Linked DNA regions of Mus musculus: region 2 is linked to region 1. A link is a loop called in an ENCODE intact Hi-C map of the cell type or tissue named here. Cell type or tissue: heart. All regions are shown on one strand.

Evidence for each region. A loop is a pair of places that touch in the nucleus more often than their neighbours do. Peaks named below come from ENCODE experiments on the same cell type or tissue, not always from the same donor. Only the 100,000 strongest peaks of a DNase experiment are listed, where the experiment ranks them.
Region 2: it touches region 1 in a loop (4-fold over the local background); 6 of 42 quality-filtered maps call a loop at or near these places.

Annotation. Positions count from the first base shown.
Region 1 is chr3:151,321,768-151,326,767 of GRCm38, forward strand. No RefSeq gene overlaps it. Among named protein-coding and RNA genes, the nearest start is that of 4930555A03Rik, 30 kb to the left of the region's middle. In heart, no CTCF peak of the experiment used is centred here; a DNase peak (open chromatin) is centred at 2,234.
Region 2 is chr3:151,435,623-151,440,622 of GRCm38, forward strand. Adgrl4 (adhesion G protein-coupled receptor L4) reads left to right here and starts at 2,260. Exons shown (of 16, transcript NM_133222.3): 1 at 2,260-2,382; 2 at 3,616-3,765. The coding sequence starts at 2,361. In heart, a CTCF peak has its summit at 2,409; DNase peaks (open chromatin) are centred at 2,289 and 4,549; H3K4me3 peaks cover 1,002 bases; H3K27ac peaks cover 1,048 bases.

The DNA.
Region 1 (5,000 bases):
TTTGTTCATTTATTGGCACAATTATATACACATATTAACAGACTGTGTAAGTCATTGCATATTGTGTGACTTTAACATTTGATCTACTTTGTGTCTTGTGGAGTATAGAAATGAGCCCAGAAATAGCTTTTTGCAGTGTATAAACTATTTAAAATTTTTGTGCTAAAATCTGTATTTTGAAATTTAAAAAGTATTATAAATTAACAAGTTAAAAGATTTTTTCCCTCTCTACTTGTGGTTCCTGGCATAGTGACTTATTTGCATGTTGGCTTGCTACACAGTCTTAGGGGTAATTTGGAAAAACCTCAAGCGTTCATATATGTCAAAAATCATGAAGAAAAATAATTATTTGTGAAGCTCAATAGAGAAATAAAATCTACTAGCTTTTAAGCCTTTGAAAGATAGATCTTATTGTCAAATGCACACAATGAGGTATATTGAGATTCACATGTAAATTCTTAATACATGCTAGTGCTTACCAACTGAGAAAGCAACTACACGTAGGACCCTGTAGGCCAGTTTAACCCCATAGGAAGTACCAGGTTGGTCCAAGTTTTAAGATTCCATGACCACAAAACTGAATGACTCAAGCTCCTCTCCTCACTGTACGGAAAACCACCATCCTGTGCTCAGAATTTATAACCTATCCCTTGCTTCTTTCTTGCCTTGGGCATCAAGAAATTTCCATCACTTACTCTATAAAACGATCTCTAACTTTGTAATTTGGTGAAGGAATAAAGGTAGCAAACTCAAGATTACAATATAAGGCTACATATCATCGCATTTTCAGAAAAATGCCTGCCAAACTCTCTTGGGCAAAATGATGAAGGCTTTTTGGAGAGTGCCCCATTCTCTGTACAGCCAGCATTGACACTGCCTGATAAAACAAGAAATATAGGACATAGAAAATTAGCACAGTTAGCTTAAGAAACTAGTAAGAAAAGCCATGCACTAGGCCTGAAAACACTAACCATCCCGGAGAATTCTTTTTAAAATTGAGTAATCAGTTTGCACAAAGGAAATCTGTAATGGTATTGGCGAGATTGTTGAAAAACAAAAGGTGTGCAGGAGGTGGCAGAGTTTCATGAGACACAATCTTCATCTCCATGACCATTAATTTAATAGCAATTTGGTCTTCAATTTTTAAATTTTTGTACATTTATATAATAAACTTCAGTCATTTTCACCCCTCTTCTGTTCCCTTTCATTCTCCTCCCCCTCACCTTTCTTCTCACCAAGTTTCTTCTTTTCTACTTTTGTTTCAACCCAGTGTGTATGGCCTGTTGAGTTTAATTAGTTTCTTGGCCAAGGGAGGGCAAGATATTGTCTACAGGGGCAGTGACTACATCACTAAAAGAAACTGCCACGCTTATCAAGGAGCCATTAACTGCCAACATATCCTCTTTGTCTTTAATCTTCAGATTATTCTTCGGTGGCTTTAAGGAACATCCACAGGTATGTTTCAAGGTGTTAGTTTTCACATGTGCTATGTAAAACATACCTGTTTTTATTCATTCGTTGTATTCTCTTTCCCCAAGTCCAATTTTGAAAAGTCTATTGTTGTTAGAGCTAGTCTAACCCTGAGTCAGAAGCCATCTCTCACTGAAGTGCCTCCTGTAACTGCCCAGTGTTGACAAGGAGCCAGTGACACCCATAACCTTCCAGATTCCCCTGGCTTTAATTTCTAATGCTCTCAGATTGCTGACTTTCATATTGTAGCCTCTGAAGTCACTGCTCCGTTGGCCTGGTTTCTCTTCAGGTTCCTGCAGAACATTCTTTGTAGGAGTGTCAGGCAAAAGAAAAGGACATTAAAATAAACATCCCAACAACACATCATCTATGAAACCCTTCTTTTATAGAGTCTGTCGTATTTTATATTTCTAGAACTTTACTGAGAAGTTTGTTGATATCTTAAAATCTCATATTTCAGACATTTCTTAAAAACACTACCAGTGACAGATCCTTTGCAGAGAACAATGATGTTTAGAATTGGAGATTACCTATAGCTTAAAAATGATCTTAAATTCTTATTTCCATATACGGATAACATTGACTGTTTATTTTCAGACTGAGAATTAAGGACCTTAATCCTCTAGTGAATAAGGTATAACCCTGAAACGTGTTCCAGTGCCCTTGTTAATCAGGATGTCCTACCCTGAGGACCTGTTCAATGCCTTGTCAAACAATAGACAGGCCACCAGAAGCCTGGTGTGGGCTCTGCAACCTGGGTGTGGTCCCTGGGCTGATTACTCGGCTGAGTAGCACACTCTGAAAATAGAAAGCCAGCCTAAGTCTGCTGGCTCTGGATTTTTATTGTTCAGTGGCTACAGGAAATCAACTCTGCCCTAATTTCCTACGTGATTCAGTAGGGTTAAATATGAGGGTACAGAGTCTCATGTGACTGACCTTTAATTACATCCTCAGGATAGACTGCCTGATGAAAACCTTTTTAGCAGAGGTGCAATGCCTGTCAGTGTCAGGGATGTGTATTTTTGCTTGTATTACTAGGAAAAGCTTATGTGTTCTAAAGCTGTGTTTTGTAGCATGAAGAATGTTCTTAAATTACAAACTATGTTGTTGAAAAATTTTAAGTGTGAAAAATGAAAAAATAAAACTATTCAAAGAAGCTATACCTAGTCATAGCCTAGTCATAGATGACTAACTTGAATAAAATATAATTTATTTCTATATTTTTACTTATATATAAAGTTCTTAAATTTTTAACAGATTTTCTGGAAGCTCCTATAGTGTTAGACATGGTCACTTCAATCTTTGCTTATAAATTTTATATATTTAACTAAGTTGGAAGTATTGCTTAATAAGAATGTAAAAAAATTATAAAACACAGCATGTATTTTCTAAGAAAAAACTGGTCATATTGACGGATGGATGCCACTAGCAACATGGCTGCCCCTGTGGAAAAGCAAACAAAATAAAAAATATCCAAGCCACGCCATCAGCTGCACAGCTCTTGAGCACAGCTGGAAATGCAAGGCAAGAACTGCCTGTGACATTTTCAGCTAACCCCCACAAAAATGGCAGTGTAGAGATGCAGTCATTCTGTCCTCCACTTAAACATAAGGGAATGACAGCTATCCATTCCAGTCCCAAAGTGTACACGTGGCAGGAATCACAGCTCATGTATACTGAACAACACATAGTTAGGGTACACCTAGTTCACTGTTTAATCCTGTTAAAATGTGGAATATATTTTTCTTGTGTGTATGTGTGTGTGTGTCTGTGTGTGTGTGTCTGTGTGTGTGTATGTGTATGTCTGTGTGTTTGTGTAAGGCTTCCAACTATCCATTACCCAGAAGTTCCAGAAGGTTTCACTAGGGTAAAATAAGAAAATATATAATAAAAAATAAACCACACACATACACACGATCACACAGAGTCATACATACATAGTCACACATGTACATACAGTTACACACATGTAGACGCATACCCATACAGTCACATAGACAGTAATAGAACACACAAAACACTCTCTGACAGAGTCATATACCTGCAGACACACACTCAAAGTAAGAAATATAGTCAAACTCTGACAGAGTCACACACATGAAGATACATACACAAAATCGCACACTCAGTCACACAATACAACACATTTACAGTCACATACTGACACAAGTCACATGCATGCAGATACACATAATAACACTTATACAATCACACTCAATACATATTTACACACATGAGGACTCACATATACCACACTCTGACACATAGTTACACAAATGAAGAAACACACTCACATACACACACAATCACACACAAGGTAGCACATTCATGGTTCTTATACATTATCACATACATGCTGTCACATACACACACAGTCTCACAAACCTAGTCATACTCTGATACACAGTTACACACATTAAGACACAAACACAGGAAATTTAAAGTCATACAGGCACACAGATAAACATATGTGAGTACATACACATGCACACACATACAAGTGTATATGCACAGGCACACACACACACACACACACACACACACAAGCACATGCAGACACATGCTCCTCTTTGCCAAGCATCGAGCCAGCTTTAGGATCGCCGGTTGTTCATTCAGTTATCTTTAGTTCTTTGAGATGCTGCAGATGTCCAAAGCAGCTAGGTCAGCAGAAGCGTTATCAATGGAAAATAAAACTCCTAGTGACTTCATTGAGATAAACTTTGCCATTGATACTAAGGCAAAGAAAAAACCTGTGGTTTTGCATACTCTTTGCTGACTTCTGTAAGAAATGTGATTTCTGCAGCAGTTTATAACAAGGACTCCGTGTTTGGGTTGGCTGGGATTTTTCTGTACTTTAAGTTCTCTGTTGATTACACCCTATTAGAAGGATTCGACTTAGATATTGCCAGTCAGGTTTCTCTTTTAAATGTCTGTCACATCCTCCAAATCTCCTGCTAGCCCCACTTTATCCTTAAAATGCCAAATCACATTAAAAGAACGTAAAGTGGCTTTACATATGTTTAACAAATTTCACAACGCTCATGGTTCTTCCGATATGAAAACTCTAAATTTGGAATGACAATTTTTTTTCCAAAATAAATGCAGTTAATAAAACAATGAGACATAAAAGGAAAACATCAATAAACAATAAGAATCGAAGTGGAAGAGGCCCACATTTTCTCTCGTCCTTGGATTGAACCCTTCCTGCAACACTTAGGAGTTCTGAGATTTTACATTTACACACAGTACACTGTCCCTCCACCTTTCGCTTCAAACAAAGCCCAGTGTGGACAAACATATACCAGCCTATCATTTATGATATTTATGTCATGAATCCTTTTAAAATCTAAAATTGTAGTAGAAATTTTAGCATTAAAAGATACAAAAAATACAATGGAGACCTAAAGAAACTAAGAGAGACTTAAAATAATCTTAAAGAACAGGTATGTTTTCTGACCTGCTCTAAGTCCCAGTTTACCTTCAGCTATGTTAGCCATAGACATATATAATAATTGCCTTAAAAGTTTGCA
Region 2 (5,000 bases), 110 kb after region 1:
CATGGCCCAACCAAATCAGTGGGAAAATTCTGACTTTTCCTGATTTCTTTCAGGAATCCACATGTCAATGTCTCAGCTTCAGCATGCAGGGCCTGCCCAGGCAATAACTGGCTGTTTCTTCAACTATGTGCAGACTTCTCCTATCCTTTGAAAGAAAGCTCCTTGGGCTTCATTGTTCACATAGTCCTGGAATTCTCTACTATATTACTTTTACCCATTGCTTTAAAGAAAGAAAAAGAGAATAAAGAAATCATTTAAAAAAAAATTAGTAAACACTTTTTTCATGAAATTTAATCACTTAAATAATCACCTTTTCAAACTCCCTGACTAGCACTGTCTGATAGTTCCACCTTCTTGACACAATCTACAAAGGGAAGTATCAGGAGAGAAAGACTTTGTCAGGACCACCCACCCACAACACAGGCTTGGAGCAAACTATCCCGAGCTACCTTCCAGAGCAGCTTCCGGGCTAGCTGAGGGGTTGCGGGGAAAGTCACATGACAGTCTGGGGCAGTCACATGACATTCTGGTTTTCATTTGCTTCACATGTGGTGGGATCACTCTCAGGAACATTGTTAACTTACACATTTATTTATTTTGCTCGCCATAAATTAAGCTGGAAGTGTCTCGGGAGCACTGTGAAGGACAAGGGATGGGCCACCCAACCGTTAGCTTTCCTTGCACCTCGGTGACTGGTTTCAATAGAGCCCTCATCACTGTATGTTCCATGGAGCTGAGGGACACGAATGCTCATTTTGGGAGGATACTATGCATGCAATGTAGACTCTCAGCAGTCATCAGATAAACACTGGATGTGTCAGGGTTATGCCCCCACTTCATAACGGAAAACGGTGTGTGCTGATGGAATGAACTTCAGTTATTTCTTTACATCACCGTCAAGCAGTTTTCTTAGCTTGCACACGGTGCAGGGCACCAAGTTTGCACATTCCATTTGATAAACATTCACACAGATGCATTCATGTCATCACCAGCCCAGTCAAGGCGTGTGGCATGTGGGTAGCCCCAGAATCCCCTTTGATCACGTTCACAGTTCATCTCCTAGCTTGTCCCAACTTCAGGTCAATGTTTACTTTCCACTTTTATAAATTAATTTGTCTGAAAGTTACTTTTAAATTTTTAAGGTAGAATCAGTTTTTTTCTGTTTGAGTAAATGCCTATTTCTTTATTCATCCATTCATTCATTTGAATTTTTGAGTATGCTTTTTTTCCCCCAACCCCTCACAAATCCTTCCCATCTCCCTGCCCACTGAACTTAATTTTATCCTTTCTTTCACACTCAAATAAATGAAAGCCAAAACAAATAACAAACAACAACAAAATAAGACCAAAAATTACCAAAAACAAAGCAAAACAAAAAGCCCACAAAATAACAGGTGGTGGGTTTTGCAACTCTTGGTCATGGGGGCCTGCCCTGCAGTGTGGCTGATATACTTTGTGACAATTCTTTGAAAAAAATCTTGATTTCCCTTTTCCAGGGGATTAAATTGCAAGTAACTTCTTGGTTAGGGGTAGTACTTGGAGTCCAATGTCTGGTCTGAAACTGAGCAGGTCTTGTGTGTGATGTCACAGTCTGTGTGATTGGCATCCGCCATCTCCGGCTCCTATGATCTTTCTGCCATTTCTGTTCTCCAGCCTGAAAGATAGTCATTTACACAGGAGATTCATGTACCAACAAGTAAAGGGAACTTGGATGTAATGCGCAAATCGTACAGGCGCCGGATGGGTAGGATGGGTAAGGGCTGCAGTGGTGAAATGGACTTGACAGAGAAAAGAATACTTTGTGCTTCCGCAGTTTTTGGGTGGGAAGCTGACTTTTTTTCCCCACAGTTTTTCTCTTCGGTCCTTTAATCTCCTATCGGGTTAAAACTGAGCAGCACCAACAACAAAATGTGACAGAGACCCTGTTGCCAATCTTGGCCTCTTTTCCTTTCAGGACAGAAACCAGGGAATAGATAGGCAGTCAGGAACCTTCTGAGATGTGCTCTCTGCTGGAAGGAGTTCCCAATGGGTCTGTGAGATCTAAGTGCACAAGCTGTGAGGACACTGGTGGCTGCTCCATGAGCAATATGAAGCCACAGTCCCATCTGTAATCTGACAGGGAGTTGTGGCCACAGGCTGAGACTGGAGTCCAGGCTGTTTGGGTGAAGGGGCCTGGCTGCCGGACGGACGTGGCCTGCAGAGTCTGGGCCGTGCACACATTCACACAAAAGAGGCCGGAAAGTGACAGGAGGAAGCTGTGCGTCACAGGGGACAGAGCGAGACCCTGCGGTGCCTGCCTAGCTCCAGGACAGACCCGCACTCTAGCCTAGAGCGCTCTGCCGCCAGCTCCGGGGCTTCCAATGAGACTCCTCCCGCTTCTAGGTGAGTTGGGCTGGGCTGGGAGGCTGCACCGCGCCCACCTGCGGGGAACCAGGGAAAGCGCTTTCTCACTAGCTGGGGTTCAAGTGTCAAGTGTGTCTGGCAAGGTCTCCAAAGGAAAACAGACGCAGGCTCTCACAGGATGTTTTTCTGCTCGGCCTTTCCACTCTCGACCTTGCAACCCACAGCTCAAGACTATTACCTTTTTTCTTCCTGGAGAAATCCCGAAAGTCCCCGAAGTCTCAGTTTTGACCTTTCTAGTGACCAGCCCCAAGAAACCTGGGAATCTAAGATGCAAATGCGTGAGAGAAAGTTCCTGACATTTTAAAGCTACAAAAACCTGGCTTTGGTGATGCACGGGGACAGATAATAAATCACTTCTCTGAAGGCAAATTAATTCAGGTTTAGGAAGTACATATAGTCTTATGTAGGGCTGGGATTTAGAATTGACAGTGTAGGAATTTCTTGGTACCAGATAAGGACACTTTTATCTAAGATAACTGTTTTCTGAACAATGGCTTTGTTATCCATCCCTGTTCCCTACCAAGCTCACACTTAAGAGGGCCTGGAACAAGACAGTGAAAAGAAACACTCTATGCCTTTGCTTATCGGTTCCTAACAGTCCCCAGAACACAGTTTTGTGCTGAGTACAATCTTACCATACCGTGTTGAATTGTTTAATTTCTCCAATGCAAGTTAACGTAAGAGACTTTTTTTTTTGTCGTAAAAAGAGCAGAATGACAATTGCCGAATAGCATGGAAGGGACCTGGTGCATTTCTTCTCCTGTATGTGACAAGTGACATCTTAAAAATAAACGATTTTGTCTTGAAGAGACCCAAGTGTTTAATTTACCCCGATTCTGGAGAGAAGGGTGACTCCCAGAGCCTGAGAAGTGAGCTGCTCTGCTGGGGGGCAACACCTTCTGAGGTAGCCGGTTCACCTCAGTGAAGAGGGATACAGAGTTTCCAGGACATGATGAGCTCATGGTTTTTATTATAAGTCTGGATTCTCCAGCATGTTTTAGTTTTACTAAAATTTACATGCTATATTCCGTAATCTGTAGGCTTGGTCATTTCTCTGTTGTGATTTAGCTAGGAGAGTCATTTGAGGGACTATTATAATTTATCTCTCTAAAGGCAAGGGAATAAGAGCGTTTGGGGGGTATTGGTCTATAGCACAAGGGTGGGACAGATGTCTGCTGTTTTTGACAAGGTCTATGTCTTGATTTTCCTCAGTGGGTTTCTCCACTTTGCTGAATTGTTCCTACACACAAAACTGCAGCAAGACAACGTGTCTCCCCAATGCCAAGTGCGAAGTGCACAATGGTGTGGAAGCCTGCTTCTGCAGCCAGGGGTACTCTGGGAATGGCGTCACGATTTGTGAAGGTAAGTAGTCTTGATCTCCTTTGATCTGCTTGTGAGACTCAGTTCTGCGGTGACTCCTTTCTGCTCTCCATAAATGAACTTGCTTCACCTTCACTCATAGGTTCAGCTGAATGTAAAGGTTAGTCAACCAGTCAGAGAGTGAACTTCTCTGCCAAATACTCAACCAGTCAGAGAGTGAACTTCTCTGCCAAAATGTATTTTGAGTATTGAAAACGATTACTCCGTCTCTTTGTTTGTTTGTTTGTTTGTTTTGGAATTTAAAGATTTCTCTTGCATTAAGCCAAAGTCCAGGCACAAAAAAGAGAGTTAATAGCCTGAAAGCACACCAAGGCCAGCCTCTATTGACTTCTTAGATGCTTTCTCTGGTCATTAACTGCCTAATTTCAAGTTAATGTTAAGGGTAGGAAATAGAGATTTGTTGTGGTGGTGCATATGTGAAATCAGAGCGCTTTGTAGAAGGAGAGACAGAAAGAAAGACTACAGATGTTCTGGCAGCCTGGGCAACATAGATCCTCTCAGAAAGAAAGACAAAAGGAGAGAGAGGTATAGAAAGGAAATAAAAGGATAGAGATGAGACAGTAAGGAGGACAAAGAGGGTTAGCAGTGTGGAGAGAAGGAAAGGAGGAAGAGGAGAGAAGGGAATTGAAAAATTGCTTTTTCTCTCTAAGTTATTCTGCCCATAGAATATATTGGAGGGGGCCAGATGAGAGGAGTCTTTGTAAGGTACAGTTCAAAGAATTGACACGACAGGATGAACTCCACCCAGCAATCAAATTGGGGTGGGTTCCAGCCTGCGATCATGTCAGCCAGGGTTTCTCCCTACCATCAAGACTCTGCCTCCATCCTGTACCTCATCATCCTCCAGAGAGGCCACTTTTAAGTAGACCATTAGTGCAACATTCTGTACAGAGAGATGGAGAAGAACAGAAAATGTTGCAAGTCATATAAATTAGTTTCAAATATAATTAAATCTAAGTTCACATTAGAGCTATGTGGTGTTACACGCCTAAATGTATTTAAGATCACATAGACTTTTTCTAATTAAGCTAGGATATTGTGCTTTGTTAATATTGCATGTTGTTGCTTATAGCATAAACAAGTTGCGTCCCGTGATTCAACTTGATAGGCTCTTAAAAAGATTAAATATGCCGGATATACTAAAACCCAAACCTCATCGTAATTAGTTTAATGCTTTAAACATGTACAGCAAAGATGCAGTTTGCTTAATGGTGCAT